Regions from separate parts of the Homo sapiens genome. Here region 1 is linked to region 2. The links are chromatin loops, found by intact Hi-C in ENCODE. Cell type or tissue: A673. All regions are shown on one strand. Each heading gives the region's core, and the rest is flanking DNA. Links, peaks and the distances in the headings are about the cores only.

The links. A loop is a pair of places that touch in the nucleus more often than their neighbours do. Peaks named below come from ENCODE experiments on the same cell type or tissue, not always from the same donor. Only the 100,000 strongest peaks of a DNase experiment are listed, where the experiment ranks them.
Region 1: a loop joins it to region 2, with 10 times the contacts of the local background. A loop is called at or near these places in 3 of 110 quality-filtered maps.

The regions. Positions count from the first base shown.
Region 1 is chr16:51,427,656-51,436,560 of GRCh38, forward strand. All of the region lies in intron 2 of LOC102723323 (a long non-coding RNA gene), which reads right to left. Among named protein-coding and RNA genes, the nearest start is that of HNRNPA1L3, 210 kb to the right of the region's middle. In A673, for the core only: no CTCF peak of the experiment used is centred there; DNase peaks (open chromatin) are centred at 4,056 and 4,336; H3K4me3 peaks cover 844 bases; H3K27ac peaks cover 4,456 bases.
Region 2 is chr16:51,757,865-51,766,769 of GRCh38, forward strand. LINC01571 (long intergenic non-protein coding RNA 1571) reads left to right here and starts at 4,655. Exons shown (of 3, transcript NR_110916.1): 1 at 4,655-4,711. It overlaps LOC105371257 (a long non-coding RNA gene), which reads right to left. Exons shown (of 4, transcript XR_001752182.1): 2 at 8,725-8,789; 3 at 4,066-4,552. In A673, for the core only: CTCF peaks have their summits at 4,433 (motif pointing left) and 4,639; DNase peaks (open chromatin) are centred at 4,407 and 5,637; H3K4me3 peaks cover 269 bases; H3K27ac peaks cover 1,374 bases.

The DNA of each region.
Region 1 (8,905 bases), core at 1,998-6,997, 330 kb before region 2:
CCATCCTTCCTTTCTCTTTCTTTCTTTCTTTTCTTTTTCCCATTTTTTCTTTGTTTCTTTTCTTTCTTTCTTTCTTGACAGAGTCTCCAAGGCTGAAGAGGCTCAATCTTGACTCACTGCAGCCTCAACCTCCCTAGGCTCAGTTGATCCTCCCACCTCAGCCTTCTGAGTAGCTGGGACTACAGGCATGCGCCACCATGCCCAGCTAATTATTGTATTTTTTGTAGAGACAGGATTTTGCCATGTTGCCCAGGCTGGTCTCTATCTCTTGGGCTCAAGTGATTTTCCCACCTAGGTGTCTCAAAGTGTTGGGATTACAGGCATGAGCCTCTGTGCCCAGCCTGCCTGCTGCTTGATTGCCTGCTTGCTTGCTTTCTTTTTTCTTTCTTTCTTTCTTTCTTTTTCTTTCTTTCTTTCTCTTTCTTTCTTTCTTTCTTTCTTTCTTTCTTTCTTTCTTTTCTTCCTTTCCTTCCTTCCTTCCTTCTTTCTTTCCCTCCCTCCCTCTCCTTCCTTCCTTCCTTCCTTTCCTTCTTTCCTTCCTTCCTTCCTTCCTTCCTTTCTTTCTTTCTTTCTTTCTTTCTTTCTTTCTTTCTTTCTTTCTTTCTTTCTTTCTTTCTCTTTTTTCTTTCCTTCTTTCTTTCTTTCTGACAGAGTCTCACTCTACCACCCAGGCTGGAGTACAGTGGTGTGATCTTGGCTCACTGCAGCCTCTGCCTCCCAGGTTCAACAATTCTCCTGCCTCAGCCTCCCGAGTAGCTGGGATTACAGGGGTGCACCACCATGCCTGGCTAATTTTTGTATTTTTAGTAGAGATGGGGTTTCATCATATTGGCCAGGCTGGTCTCGAACTCCTGACCTCAGGTGATACACCAGCCTCAGCCTCCCAAAGTGCTGACATTACGGGCATGAGCCACTGCGTCCAGGGCCTTCATTATTTCTTGAAAAGGATATAAAATACCTGCATGAGCCACATTGTAAAGAAGGGGAAATAATTGCACCAAAAACCTGGACTAAAGAAAACCATGTAGTTTTGCATAAGAATAATTTCCTTTTTTATTTTTTTGTGAACTTTTCTTTTTAAAAAATACTTTTTAATTCAAAAGTTTTCAAATCCACAGTAAGGTTGAAAACGTAATATAATAAATGACCATATATCTTCATCTAGATTCACCAGTTGTTACCATCTTACTATAAACTACATCTCTTCTATACATACACACACTCTCTCTCTTTCTGTCTCCAAAAATAATTAGTAGGCATCATGATATGTCCCTCCCATTAAATACTTTATCTGGCATCACCCAAGGAGAAGGACATTCTCCTCCTCAACCAGAACACCATTATCAAAGCTAAGAAAATCATTAATTCAATAATGTCATCAACATACATTCCTTATTCAAGTTTCAACATTTTCAAAAGAAAGTTGTTTGGGTTTTTTTTTAATCCTGGTTTAATCAAATTCCTTGCATTTCATTGATTGTTACGTGTTTTTGTTTCTCCCAATCCAGACAAATCCCACCACTTCCCTTTGGTTTTCAGCACATTGTGTCCTTTGAAAAGCCCTTGCCAGGGTTTTGCAGAACAAGCCACATTCTGGATTTGTCTGGCCATTTTCTCCCAGTTAGATTCAGGTTAAACATTTCTTTTGCAAGAACACAGTTCCCTCCCACAGCATCACACCAGGAATGTTATTGGTTTCCTTTTTTTAAGAACCTCTTAATGCCTGCTCTTCCCTGTCCCACCAGCACAACAGCAGCAATGACCACGACACCCACAACACAGCACCCATTTAGAAGATGAGAGAAGATGGTTCTTTGTGGGCAATCCCAATAGAATTGAGAAGATTTTGAAAAGGTGGTAAATAAGGTGACTCTAAATGGGTTGTAAAAAGCATGCATTTACCGACAGAGTAGCTCCAAATTATCTGATCTGATTTTTAGTTACACTTAAGGGTAAAAAAAGAATGGACTTGGGTATTTTACATGTAACATCAGATGTCTTGTAAAAATCTAATGTCTTAGAGATTTTGAGTAAAACTGAAATGTCCTTATGATTAATGAACTGTCCATATGACTGTGGCAACTGGTTGCCATCAGCTCCTCAGTCTTCCTCAACATCTCCCCAGCTGTTCTGGAGACTCTTAGGGCAGGTGGTGTCTACCAGGTGATTTAGAATGACTCTACTCATGGGCTTTCACTCTGAACCTCTTGTCAAACCTTGGCCACAGCTGCCCCTACAAGGACCCCACTGCCCGAGCTTCCTGCCCTCAGTCGTGCACTCTGCAATCTGTTCTCTGAATCAACCCAGTCAATGATGGACCTTTCAAAGTCTCTCAGGAGTATAGTTCTTTTTTTTTTTGAGATAGAGTCTCACTTTGTTGCCCAGGCTGGAGTGCAGTGGCACAATCTCGGCTCACTGCAACCTCTGCTTCCCGGGTTCAAGTAATTCCCCTCCCTCAGCCTCCCAAATAGCTGGGACTACAGGCGCCTGCCACCACGTCCAGCTAATTTTTGTATTTTTAGTAGAGACAAGGCTTTACCATATTGTTCAGGCTGGTCTCGAACTCCTGATTTAAGGTGATCCACCCACCTCGGCCTCCTGAAGTGCTGGGATTATAGGCATGAGCCACCGCACCTGGTCAGGAATATAGTTCTTGTTTTTAACCATCCTGCTCAAAATTAGGGTTCAAAATCAGCTCTTAACCCTCAGGGCTCAAAATCAGCTCTTTGGGGCATATAAGTATGGGAGGAGGGTGAGGCTGGTGTTATAAATTCAGAAGTCTTGCTGTCTTTCTCCACTTTCATTGTGTTCCCGTTTTCATTAATTCCTGTACCCAGAGTTTCTCTTTCCTCCAATAGCACATTATCTTCTCCCCATTAAAGCCTCTCATAGACATCACAAACAGTAGCTACTTGGAGGGCAGGGTCTTACTCACCTGTGGCCTAAGCTCACCTTCAATACAACCAACACAATCTAATCAAGACCAGTATTCTGTTATGTGTGTTTTATTAGAAACCATTTCTTCAGGATATATATATCCATTTCTCTATAGATATAGACATAGTTATTACATAGGTGTAAATTAAAAGATATATTTAAAATACAAATACATGTTTTAGAATTTTATGGCCAAATATATTTGGGCATCATTGTGTTAAACACAATTGAATACATTTTTCTGTTGTTGCAGATGCTTTAACAGAATAGTGTGCATTGTGATTCTCCAAGAAAGGGTTATTGTTGCAGCATTTCTCTACTTACTGGAACAAGAACCCTTATTTCTTGGAGGAGCTTATAGAACTACTGTCACTCCAAACCTGCTTGGGAGCATGACTTGCTTTAGGAGTTGTACTTATAGAGGATTTCTTTAACGAGGTCAAGCTGGGACTAGGTATGTTTTAGTGTCTTGTGCCAACTGGCTGATTTTGGAAGCTAAAAGAAGAATTAGCAGGAGGGTGAATTGTCTTTTATTTAGAGTTTAAAAACAGCTCCAGGGCATGTTTACCCAATAGGTTCTGCCCTACTAGTCATTAGGAAAGAAAACTTCTTGTACTTTGTGTGTTTTTATTTTGTGATCTTTCCCTAAAGAGCCAAGAGAGATCTCTGTCATTCTATCAAAGATATGATAAAGTCTCTCTCGATTTCACCCCTTGGTTCACCATTCCTTATGGGCATCATCTATGTGAGAGACACTAAGCCCAGTTCTACGGAGGTTATGAAGGGAACAAGTCTTGTTTTCTTCTCGCAATGTTGTAATTGAAGTATAAATAGAAGCATAATTTGGGAATTACTACTTGTCCTTTCTCATCAATCACCACTCTTTAAGCGTGCCACTGGGATAATTCTAAAAGTGCTAAGTCCTTCCTCTCAATTCCTTCCCTGACAATATCTGAAAGGGTTTTAGGAAGTATAGTAATATTTGAGTTGTATGCAAATTTCCTCTGCAGGAAAACATGGAGACGGTGGCTGGGGTATCGGTTGCACACAGTCTAAACATTCCCTGCAGTCTTAATTAACCACATTTGCTTTCCTCTTGCTTCAGGCTGAGTCAGCCCAACCACCACTGAAGCCAGTTACCAGCCTGTGTGATCACGTGATGTGTGACTACATCTTGGCCTGTGATAAACGATCGTGTCTCTTGACCCACAGGAGTTTGTAACATTCTTTTAGTGTATACCGAGTCATTACTATTGCACTGAACCAAAGTAAATGAATGTCTACTGCCATTGTCATAGAAAAAGAGGAAAGAAGGAAGGAAGGAAGGAAGGAAGGAAGGAAGGAAGGAAGGTAGGATCATCTGCTCTATATAAACTCCCCTGATCCTCCCAGGCGCAACTGAAGGATTTGTGCTTTCACAAAGCTTTGCGTAGACCTGCGCCTGGTTGTGCATTCTTTTCAGTCAGTCACTGTGGTAAGGTAGTAATTGCATGCCTGGGTTTAAATAATGATTCAACCCTTATCAATTGGCCATGTGAATCCAGGCAAACTATTTAAACTTTGTAAACTTCTCTTGCTAAGCCCTTAACTTTGTACTGGCCTAGCCCTAACTACTCTACACATATTAACTCATTGTTTCCTTTTGACAATGTTATAGGATGGTACTTCATTAACCCCAATTTACAACCAAGGCCAAGTAACGTCTCCAGGGTTGATGGGTGCATTTCCTTGTGAGGGTGAAATGAGATAGATAATCAGTGTAAAACCCTTCTTAGCACAGTGCTTGGTCCATAGTTAGCACATCAAATTATAATTTTCATTCATTAGTTTTTAAGATAAAGTTTACATAATATTATAATGTGTTAGGCATTATTCTAAATGTTTTAGACATATCATCTCATTCAACTCTATGAAGTAGGTATAGTTTTCATGTCCATTTCATAGATGAGGAAAGTGAGGCACAGACAGGTAAGAGATCTGCCCAAGGTCACACAGCTGTTTAGTGGTGGAGACTAAATTGCATCTCAGAAAGCCTGGCTCAGAGATCGCACTCTTAGTCTTTATAATAAACGATCACTAATATTGTTGTTTGTTTAAGTGTCTGTAGGCACCCATTTGCCCATGACTTTGGACAGGGACTGTTTCACAGTTTGTAATTTCTGTAAGCCTATAGCCCCACCCAATCCCTGCCACCTCCCACTACCTTCACACACAGAACTGGGAGGTTCTGGGTGAATTTGTTGTCGAATACATACACATGCTAATAGTAACATATGATTTGATGAAGAAATTATTAGAAAACTCGTAGAGGTGGTAAATGTGAAATTTGTGCTTGAAATGAGAAAGCAAGTTAAGGAGGTACTGCTAAGCACAATTTCAGTGAAATGCATGCAGGAATTCCTGGGCAAGAAAATCACCGACTCCTGCTGAATCTTGGATAGAATGTTTTCTCCAGTGCATAGGAGAAACTGAGTAAGTTTAGTTCCTTTATTACATGACCTGCTCATGTGTATCTACACTGACAACAAACACTTGAGCTCTTACCATTAGCCAGATGCTAAGTTAAACCCCTTACTTGCTTTCATAGATACTGTAAGTATCTAATTTAATCCTTTTGACAGTCAGAGGAAGGAGGTCCTAACAGTATCCCTATTTTACAGATAAGTAAACTGAGTCATGGGGCCAATAGACTGAAGGTCACTTACTAGTTAGGTTTTTTTTTTTTTTTTTTTTTTGAGACAGAGTTTTGCTCTGTCACCCAGGCTGGAGTGCAGTGGCATGATCTCAGCTCACTGTAACATCTTTCTCCCAGGTTCAAGTGATTCTCCTGCCTCAGCCTCCTGAGTAGCTGGGACTGCAGGTGCATGCCACCACACCCGGCTAATTTTTTACATTTTTGGTAGAGATGGGGTTTCGCCATGTTGGCCAGGCTGGTCTTGTCTTGAACTCCTGACGTCAAGTGATCCGCCTGCCTCAGCCTCCCAAAGTGCTGGGGTGACAGGCGTTGAGCCACGGTGCCCGGCCAATTAGGATTTGAATCTACATCTTCAGTAGTAGAGCTCCTCTTACTGTTAAAATGGGAGCAATTCCAGGGGTCAGTGAAGTGAGGGACAAATTTGTGATAGTTTTGGTGAGTCCTAGAGTCTTGCTGGGTGTGCATCTCTTCTTGTCAATGTTTCTCAGTTGTTGACGTCCAGCCCTCTGGTCTATGGAGTGCAGCCAAGAAAAGGAACTCAGGGTAGAGAGAGAGCCCTAATGGCAAGGTACTGTTTGCTTCTGAAAGCTGTTACTAAATACAATAGCTATTGAATGCACAGAACATCTTTGGTGTAAATACTGACTGAGACTGAGAAAGATGTCTAAATTTACAGTACCCAAATCAGTTGTATGGCTTTACTCTAAAATCCTCCATATTATAATTTTTCTTAGTTTCTCCTTGGATTTTAATGCTCAGAAATCTACCATCATGTTGAGATAGTGGTACAGACCATGCCATAAAAATTGTCTTTGATGCCAACGGCAGACAAATATGACTGTTTTTATTGGAGGGGGAGGGAAAATTGGCATCAGTTAGGAAGTCACTGTGTGTTCACTATCAATGACTTCAGTTCCCTCTGGTTGGCTGCTTCACAAATCCCCAAGCTCCATGAAACAACATAAAAAACAATAAAAGGAAAAAAAAGCAAGCACAGGGTGATAAAAAGGCATCCAGAAAGATTTTCATAAATGCAACAGTACTTTAACAAAAAAAGCAATTTCATGTCTACTCCAGGTAGACACATAAAATCTTATGAACAAGTACAAAGTCTCATTCATGCGGCTTTCTTGAAGATTCTTTTAAAAATTTTAAAGGAAAGGAGTTGGATTGGAGGAAAGGGGGAGAAAATGACTTTTGGGGCCATATGAGTTTGGAAATCAGGGAAAAGATTCTTTACATCTTCCCTCTTTAAAGTGTTGTGAGTCTTGAAGCTCCCAACATTAGTGGTGTCTAGACGGAGGTTGCCTTGTCACGGGGCTCATTAGTATTCATCATTAATTCATATTTTCAAAGCAACAAAGGAGAAAACAGTAGTAGGAAGAATAAGAAAATGTCAAATCCTGGGAGTAACATTTCAGTGCAGTGTTGCAACTACGGTTAGCGGAGGTTGTGCTGTTTAAAAAGTCAATCCAAACACAGGGAACAGAAGCAAGCACACTCTCTCTTTCCCACTTAATGCCAAATGCATTCTCCTAGGTCCCAGCCTGTCTCTTCCTATCGGGAAGCTTCCTTGCATCCCAACCTCACCAACCAAGTCTCTGAGTCCCCGTTGAGAAGCCTCATTTGGTAGTCATGACTGCATACATTTATGAAGTGTACGTTTGTGCCAGGTGCAGTGCTTAGGGATTTACGAGGATTATCTCATTTCACTTCACAACAACCCTATGAGGTCATGGCCACATTATCCCTTATTTTACAGGCAAGGTAACTGAAGACAAAAAGGGGACGTGCCTGGCCTGGGGTCACCCAGCTGGTAAATGTCATGGCTGAGACTCAAACCCAGGTAATCTGGCTCTAGAGGCTGTGTGCATTAGTGGGGGACATCTACCCTAAAGAGGACATTGCTCCTCCGGCCCCAGAGACTTCCCTTCTGAAGGCTCATTCACACCCACCCTCTTCTCCTGCTTGACATGAGCTGGTTTGGATTTTTGGTTATCAGAGTGTAGATTGAAAAAAGACCATATATTTAGCATCATGTTTCATGGAGCCTCCTATCCACACCATGGAGGTGGAAAATAACTTAGCCCAGTGAGGTTTTTCCTCCTACAAATATGATAATTCTCTACTTTCCTTGATGAGTGGCTATATGTAAGCTTAATATTAATATATAAGAAGCTGTATTTTCAACTACCTTTTTATAAAGTATACATATTAGTAGGACATATGTGTTCTCTATTTTTTTTTTGTCAATTCTTATACTAGTATATATTTCCACTACTCCTAACACCATTACTCGTAACAGTTTTTCTTTACTTTTCCCATTCTCTTATTCTTCATTTTAGCAAGTGCCAAAAAACTTTCCTTGGGTGCTTATAACATGTTACGCTCCAGGCTAAGAACTGAGAGTACAAGGATAAAAAGGGTAAGATCCATGTATTCAGTGGGGGTTTCCCAGACATGGGAATTGAAAGTTATCATAGAAAATAATAGCTAACATGTATTGACACTATTTGCCATTCTGACATGTACTGCATATGTGTCTGTTCTTAATCTTTGGTTAGTTACTACTATGTCCATTTTACAGATGAAAAAACCAAGGAATAGAGAGGCTAAATCACTTGCCTGCAGACTCGTAGCTAGCAAGAAGGCAGCTAGTATTGTAGACTGAGGAATCTTGCTACAGGGTCTGGGCTCCTAACCGGTCTGCTTCAAAAGTAAATTACACAGACTGGGTATGGTGGCTTACATCTGTAATCCCAGCACTTTTGGAGGCCAAGGTGGGAAGATCACTTGAGGTCAGGAATTCAAGACCAGCCTGGCCAACATGGTGAAACCCCATTTCTACTAAAAATACAGAAATTAGCTGGGTGTGGTGGTGCACACCTGTAACCCCAGCTACTCAGGAGGCTGAGGCATGAGAGTCGCTTGAACCCAGGAGACAGAAGTGGGAGCGAGCTGAGATCTCACCACTGCACTTCAGCCTGGGGGACAGAGTGATTTCCTGTATCCAAAAAAAAAAAAAAAAGTAAACTACACAATTATATTTAGCGAAGAGATCACTGGACTCTGCCTGCATGGCCCAGGCACAGATGGAGGTTGATATGTGAACTGGGGCTTGAGGGATAAAGGATAAGTAGAAGTTAACCAGGAAGGCTGGATGCGGTGGCTCATGCCTGTAATTCCAGCACTTTGGGAGGCCAAGGCAGGCAGATCACCTAAGGTCAGGAGTTTGAGACCAGCCTGGCCAACCAACGTGGTGAAACCTCATCT
Region 2 (8,905 bases), core at 2,361-7,360:
AGATACAAAGACAAACATATTTAGCACAACAATTATGATAATTGCAGAAACATTCTGTCATGAAATAAGCAAATCTGATTAAGAGCCCTTCTACATTAACAAATATTAATCTGATGTCTTCGGTCTAACCTGGTTTGAACATAAGAGGCTTCTTATGGTTTTATGTATTAACAGATTTGTAGAAGCTGAACATATAGAGCCTAATAGTATGAGACAGCCAAGCCAGGATAGTAAAAGGATCTTTGCTGAATGTAATCCACTTAAATTTAAAATAGACACAGATAGGATCATAAACCTCAAATCAAAATTAAAATGCACCCTGCCAATGAGACTTTTCCTATCATTCCAACCACATGGTAATTCAGAAACATATCATGGAAAGCATTATTAGTGGTCTTTTTTGTTAGAAAAAAAAATGAGGTCAATATCTTTATGGTAAGTCATCACAATAAAACGGACAGTCACTTGAAACTTTCCAGACATTCAACCTGGTTGGATATTGGAAGCAGTGATATTCTTGCCAAGCCAGAGAGTTAATTTTATTTGTAATTTTCAGCTGCTTTCAGTTTAATTGCACAATTTCCTTAATTATTAAAGTTCATTCTGCATACTTAAGTTCATTAGCTATTGTCAAATGGGCAAATTACTTTGCAATTTTAATATTTGTTGGACAAAGCTGTGTTAATAGATTCACCTCTCCAAACACAGTTTTCTGTTTTTGTTACAGTATCCATCAATAATTGTAACCCTCCAAATCAGGAGGCAGAAACTGTATCATTTTTTCCTCTTTTTATGAATATCTCTTAAATGTTAGTGATTTTAAGCACACAGGTAGGCTTTTTTGTTTGTTTACTTGGGAAGGAGGGAAACTGGGGAAAGCAGCAGCTCTAATGACAGGCTTTGAGTCTTGCATAAATACATATGAAAACGTATATATGATAGTGAAACTTCTCAATATGTGTATGCAATTTGCATATGTCTGATACAGTCATATGCACATAATATAAACCTATAAAAACACAACATGGACTTGTGAATAATCAATAAATCAAATTTTCAATCAGGTTTTTGAGTCATTAGGCTATGTATGGTATGATACTATATGTTATACGATGTATATATACCTATGTGTGTACTTCTGTAAGTACATATTTATGTATATTTTAATTTTTCCGGTGATACATTCCATGGTATATGTGACTGCTGGCATCAGAAAGGCAATCTCTCTCTCTTCCTCTCTCTCTCTCTCTCTCGCACACACACACACACACACACACTCACACACATTCAACATGGAGCTATTTAATGCTTGTGTCTGTAGACTATATTTAAATACACATCCATGCTCTTGTAACAAAAATGTCACTTTCTATTTGGCCCCTTGCAGTTATGACACACCTTTGCCCCCATTATCTCATTTGACTCATGGATATACACTTGTTTCCTCCTGTAGATGCAGTTTACCACCCCATCTTCCAGGTAAAGTGATTCCTGAAATGTATCAGCACCTCTAACGTGAAAACAAATGCAGCCCAATCTGCTGCTGTCTGTGTCTGCCCTTGTGCTCACAGACCCACTCCAAAATGTCTGGGTGCAGATAGGTCCAGACCTGGAGGACAGAATCCCTGCCAGCATGGCTTATCTCCCCAGTAATTAGGCTTGTGTTTCTGCTTTATTAACTCCAATACAACAGCACCCTGCCCTCTGTCACCAGGGGGACTAATAGATGATAGTCGGCTCTGATTTGGAAACCATACAAATTAAATGACGAAGTGAGAGGAAGTGAAGTTGAGGCAAATTGTGTCAAGATAAGGCGGTCAGTCATTTACATAGGAGTTTTTCAAATGTTAAGCAGGGAGCTTTTGATTTTACATCTGCAGATGCAAAACTGCTAAAATAAATAAGCCCAGTTTCCTTGCTGTGTTTGTTAAACCTCAACAATATGTGAATTCTTAAATGATGTTAGGAATAATTGATTGTGGATGTTTATAACCAGGGTAACTTTTCTTCTCCTGAAGTCCCCACATTTTATTGCTTTTCCTGAGAAAGATTTTCTTCTATTAAACATAGATGTGAATCCATGTGTTTATTTTCCCAGGAGCATTGCAACAGGTCTCCATCTTCATCACCTATAGGGCAGATTTGCTTTTACATTTTTAAAACTCATGTCCTACCTCTCTAGGAGAAACAATCAAACATCTTCTGGAAGATTAAAATTACCCACGGAAAGAAAATAAAATTGAATGATGGAAAGAAAAGAAAAAGAGGCTGTCCAGCAAAGCTGATTTCCATCAGTCAGCTGCGGGAGCTGTAACAATTTGTTTAGCAATATGATTTAACAAGAAGCATTAGCTCCGGGTATGTAGCTGCCGGGTTTTGAGAAGGCTGATGAGATGTGATTATCTCCAAGCAGAAATATCAGGGTGGTTAAAAGATAATTTGAAATGAGGTTAAAAATGAAGCGACACTAAGCTTCTCTCACTTGTGTCAAAACAATCCCATCTTTTCTTTTCTTTTCTTTTTTTCCCCTTTCACTTTGATGACATTTGCTCATATTGGAGGTGGAGACATTTCTCATAGCAAACTGTAATCCTTGACTAATTTTAAATTTAATGTGGCTCTGTTTGAAAGACAGCTCTAAATTTTGATCCAAAATCAACTTCTGGATATTACAGAAAGAATTTGCAGTGTTTGTAATATTTGGTGAGCCTTAAAAGTTGCTATTTTTCACACAACTAAAGTTTCATTTCACTACGTTAACTATATTCACGGTATAAACAGCATATGTTGATATGATAAATGACATTTGGTTAGAAAATGTCTTTGAACTTTAGCTTAAAAAATGAAAACAGGTAAAAAGAAAAAACAGAATCAAATGTTAAAAACCATATGTTAGTAAATGAATATTCTCTTTCAGATTATTTAATGACCTTAAATATAATTACTGCTCCAAATGAGAAAGTTTCAAAGCCTGAGAATATTGCTTACTTTGAAAAAATGTATTTTAGTATTAGATATATGTATTCATCATCTAAGAAAAAGAAATCCACATAGCGATATTTACAAAATAAAGCAGTAACATAGGTGAGGAAAGTTAAATATTATCTCTATGTACATTAAGAGAAACAGGAATTGAGTCGCTTGCTGAAAACTTCTAAAAAGTCCATGACAAGACTTCAGATCTTGTTCTTTTGTGTAAAAGATGCTCGGGCCATTCTGCCAGTTTTAAAAGATTAATGAACATTTAAGAAAAAGAAGCCCAAAGTTACCGTGTACACACACAACAGAACAGCTGTGTACTCACTCTTTAGGGCTGTGACTCACAGTTCAATCTGAGCAAGAAATGCTTGGAAATTCTAAAACGCGACATTCACCTCCATGTGGAAGGAAAGGCCTCAATGTTCCCCTCCATCCCTGCTTAATCAATCAGTTGTGAATCAATTCTGCAGTGACTAATCGCCCCCAAACCCCCTTGCTCCACCATCTCTCCCTAGTATGCGGTGCTAGAGATGTTTACGCTGATACGAGGAGATGACAATTAGTCATATTTATCCGTGCTGGGTCCATTTAATCCCCAGTGTTTTTACTCATGTCAAATCCATTATCCCAAACAAAGCTTCATACATCTTGTCGGAGATGCTCACAGACTTGCCTTGTTTACTTTGAGAAGACAGATTTTATGGCAACATTAAATACATACTGAACCCTAACTAATGGAGCCACTTGGCATGGTGAAGCAATTGCACTGGCAATTCCTATCACCCTTAACCCATTGTTGTTTAACTGGGTTCTGAAAACCCAGGGACTTCTGGCTGTGCCTTGGGTGTTCCGAGCATATCCTAAATTTTCTCCACGATTCTACATTTATGATCATTGCACCTCAGTGTTTCCAGCAATCACATAATGCAACCCCCTTCCCCCCAGTAGCCAGAGACACTTTTTCCCGAATGCCTTGAATCTCCTCCTGGCCGCTCTCATGAGTAATTTTTGAGCCTAATAAAGGAACACCTCCCTCCCCGTTTGTTTATTTAGAAAGACAAAATGTTAGGTGCTCTGTTTACTTACATTTCTCAGCACTTCTTTGTCTTCCAAACCATTTTAGCTCTTAATATGGAAGTTTTATAAGTTATTTTATCAGAAAATGCAGACCTTTGCTAGTTGACATGAACACTTAGGATGAGGCTGAGTGCTTGGAAACCCCTGACTTCACCAGGAAAAAAAAAAAAAAAAAAGTAATATGTGGCATATGTTAACATCTAGGCCTGAAAACACAGCCAGTAAGAGTGGCGCACACTAAAGGAAATCACTACTTAATTCCACAAACATTTGTTTCAGTCCAGGAATGGCACTAGAAACTTTGAGCCGTCTGTCTCCTTCCCTGAGCCGGTCGGGCACACGAGGGTCCATAACGTGCGGCGCAGCGCCATCTGCTGGCAGGCCACTCCTGGCCGCCCCAACAGCCGGCAGCCGCGGATGGCTCTGAAATCCACACGGCTTGGTGCCTCCACCTTCGTCCCCCGGGGCTTCTCGCTGCTGGGGAGTCCTGACTGTACTAAAAAAAGAAAGAGAGAAGGAGATTGTGCCGGAGAGAAAAAACAGTGCTGGAGAAACCGTTTCCAAAGATCTATTTAACATGTAAACGGAGGAAGATTAATATCTCTGGAACAGTCCCCAAACGTCTTGCCAAGGGCACAGGTTTTCAGCTTTAAAGGTGAAGTTGAGTTTATTTGCATCTAAAGCAAACAGTTGTTTCTCCTCCTTTCTTTCTCTCTGTTAAACATCGTATCCTAACCATATCCTCTTTACACTCCGGCTCTGCGTGCTTCTTTATGGAGGGGAGGTCGAGTTAATGGCAGCTGTCTGGGTGTCCAGGTTAATTCATTTCCTGGCGGCGTGGCGGTGGTGGTGAGGGGGATTCTGAAGTGCTTTTGGAGACACTGGGGCTCTGTTTGCCCATCCATTCCAGGAATCAGTGGAGGGACAGCCCCTCTCAAGGGCAGAATCTGAGGATTGTGGAAATGCAATCAACACACTTATGCGTGCGCCCACACTGCTTTGAATGGGATCCCAGACTCCAGGGAACTCATCTCTGATAAATTGCAAAAGACCCAAACTAAATGGACCAAAGAAGCAGTCATTATGCTTAAGGGAGGGACCTCACTGTAACACAGAATAAAGTGTTACCTGCAATTATTTTTTAAGGTTGTGGGGGAAATCTCGGTATCCCAATTCTAACTACCCGGCCTTTTGCTAACTGACTGCAACACTGACTTCCAGCATCTCACATCCTCTTCCTCTCTCTATCTTGCTCTATCTTCCCACTCTTACCCAGTCCCATAACAAACAGGTTGGGGTGGATGCCCTCTATGTCCACATTACTTAGGGAGAAAGGGGAGGCTGGATCCATTCCTGGTTTCCACCTAAGGATGATTTGTTTAGGCCCCTGTTGTGAGGATTCTGTGATCCTTGGTGCCTGGTGGCTCACAACAGGGATTAATTGCAATTGTCTTTGTGTATGGAAGGGACTAGGCTTTTTCTTAGGGCGCTCAGCACAGCACTGCCTGCCACTGAGACGGTTCAGGGCACAGAGCTCTCTAGGCCCACAAAGAGGTCTGGCTCTCAGGACAGCCATGGGAGGGGCCTATGTCATCAGGAAAGGGCGTTGTTTTCTCCAGGGCTGCCTCTCAGCCTAAAGAGACTTTTACTCTAATGCCATGAGCTGTCCTTTTGCAGACTAGCAACCGGCTGGTGAGTGCTTTCAGGGGATTGCTTCTCTCTCTCTCTCTCTCCTTCATACACTTTTAGAAACAAATACAGTCAGAATCATTAATTATAGAATTGGAGGCCTAGGGTTGCCAGATAAATTACAGAATACCCAGTTACATTTGAATTTCAGAAAAAGAATGAATAGTGGTTTGATTTTAGTGTAAGTATGTCCCAGATATTACGTGGGGCATACTTACACTAAAAGATATTCTTTGTTTATCTGACATTCAGATTTAAGTGGATGCCTGTGTGTTGTTTTTGTTTTTTTTTTTTCCTCCCTTCCTTCTCCCTTCCTTCTTTCCTTTCTTCCTTACTTTTTTTTTTCCTTCTCAACCTGGCAACCTATTAGAGACCCTCTAGTAAAAATCTTTAGCCAGGAAACCAAAATTGGCAGAGGCAAAGTAATTTGCCCAGTTACACAGCTGGTTCGAGGCACAGCTAGGGTCAGAAATCAGGTCTAGAAATTTAGTTTTGATTCTCTCGATTAACCACACTGTCTTTGCTTCCCCAGGATAGCCAACTGGGAGCTAACGTACCACATAAGCTCACGTCATAAAACCAGTTCTTCATATAATCATTTCAGAATGATTCACGCGTGCTTCAAAGAACCATAAAGTAAAATACCATTCATCTGGAAATGCCACTAGTTTATAATTTGTGAGGTTTCCTGGCAAAGTGAATCTTTACCTAGAGACCCTTTTCTGGCTGAGGAGTCCCACAGCTTCCTTTTCTATCACCATTGTTCATGATTGTTTTAAGGACTTTGTTCTACCAAGTGATTTCACACTCTTAAGCACACAGTTAGATACAAGCAAAGAGTGTGCCAATTAGCCTCCTCTTCCTATTAAAGCAAAAGTTCTAAAGCCATTTCATCTTATCTGGATAAAAAGATTAATCTTAAAATACTCTAATATGCATTATTTCAAAGACTTACATTGGTTACCTATCTTGAGACTTCAAGATTGGTGGCAAAACTGTTATTCCATATTGTGGCCAACCTCAGGGCAAAAATGTGACCTTATATTTTGGCTATGCTGTGACCAAGTGTCCTTGTTCATGTCTCTTATGACATCTGAGCCTCACTTACATTATTTTTAAAAGGAGGGGTTAGTTCCTTATTAAGTCCTCGAGTCCATTTTGGTTCTAAAACACTAGGTTTCTAAAAATCAGACATGCACTCTGTTAACCTCATCTGTTTTTGAAGTTCCAACTGGAATTCAGCAGCAAAAATTGCATCTAAGTCTTTTGTAAGTATCCACTGTGCCCAGGATGGTGCCACAAGCTGCCTGTGCTCCCCAAAGCAATCTGGCCATCAAAACCAAAGTATAAAACCTCACACCGAGGAAGAAAAGAAAAAGGTGTTAATGAAACTAGCTGTAATGCAAAGAAAGGTCAGCTTCAGCTGCAAGCACTGAAATGAAACCATATAATTGCAAGTGGCAAAAAGGGCTCCAGGTGAGACAGGGACTTTGTTTACACCATGCCCTTCTTTTCTGCCAGTCTTATCATCTGAGTGGCTCTTTCTGGACCAGTGAAATAAGAAGCAACAGGCTGAAGATCTGAACCTTCTAGAATTAGATCCAAGTGCCCCAGCCTAACAACAGATCTCCATGAGCATTTCACAGGCTCATTATTACTGGCGAGGGAAGGTTGCAGTCAGGGGCAACAGAAAGAAGGACTGTTCTTGCAAATGATAGCAAAATCTTGTTTTGCCTGGGAACTCCCTCTTTCCCACTTGGACTTTGTGTTTTTCTAATGAATGTCAAAGAGCAGTACATGAGGCCAGGTGGAGATAGAAGAGTGATGTTTCCCTATTTTCCTTTCTTTTTTTCCTTTCTCTTTTGACTTTATTTTTAGCCTTAAAATTGCTCCTGCAGAGAAACCATTCAACACAGGTGAGACTCAACCCAGAGCCAAGGTGCTGGAGAAGCCGAGGCTGCCTTTGCTGGTGGCTTCAAGCCAGGAGAAGCTTTTGTGTCTGCTGGGTGTGGTGCCCACCAAGGAGACCAGGCTCTGACAGGACTATGCCTCCCAAAGACAAATGGATGAATTTTTTTGAAAATATAAAATCCTCATGTACTCTATTTCATGAATGGAACCAATTCAAGGACCTTGCTCTGAAAAATGCTATTCAAATTGTTTTCATTGAAATATTTTCTTGCGCCTCCACTTCATCTTTGGAGCATCCCAGGGGCTTTCCCTCTCAAGTACATGCTACAGTTTTGCAAGCTCCTTTTCTAGAATGGAGATGTGCTCTCAGGACTCTATTGGCCAAATCTAGACATAACCAAAAACCCAGGGACAGCGTGCTGGGGAGGGTGTTGACTATTCAGTGACTGAAGAATTAAGTACTGTCCTGAGAAGAAGGTAGTGACCTCACAACCTGATCAGGCAAATGCTTAGGGCTTTGTCCCTTTCTTACAGATTAGAAAGTTCCCACATTTGCCACTAATAATAACTAGTACTTATGAAGGTTTACTATGTGCAAAGTACTTTGCATCCAATTCTCATTTATAGGTACTGTTATTGCCATTTTATGGATGAGTAAACTGAGGCTTAGAAAGGTTTAGAAACTTGAGTAACATCACATTGCTATTAACTAGTAGAGGCAGAACTAGAAACTAAGTCTCATTGACTCTAACAGTCCGTCTTCTCAATGACTTTTGACAGTAATAGGTAAATTTTCAAGGCTGTGGTCAGCTATGATTGCATCCCTGCACTGCAGCCTGGTGTTGAAACAAGACCTCATCTCTAAAAAGTAATAGTAATAATAATCATAGGTAACTGTAATTGACTACCTACTATGAGCCAGGCACAATTGTGAGCACTTTATGCATTTTATTGCAATAAAACTTCATGACAACCTTGTGAGACAAGTACTACTATTAAGCCCATTTTATGTATGAGGAAAGTGAAGGACAGAGATTAAGGAAAGAGCTGGTGACTTTAGCTACTCACCCATATTGGCCACCTGGGTCAGTGGAGGTTGTTGGCCTCTCTTCAAATCCAAAGAACAATAAAGCCTCATTCAAAATGCAAAAGAAAAATGAATTTGAAAAACAACAAACACACAGCAAAACCTACCCCTCCTCTGCCCACATCCCAACTGGACAGCTGTGTGTATCTTCTTTAGCCTTTC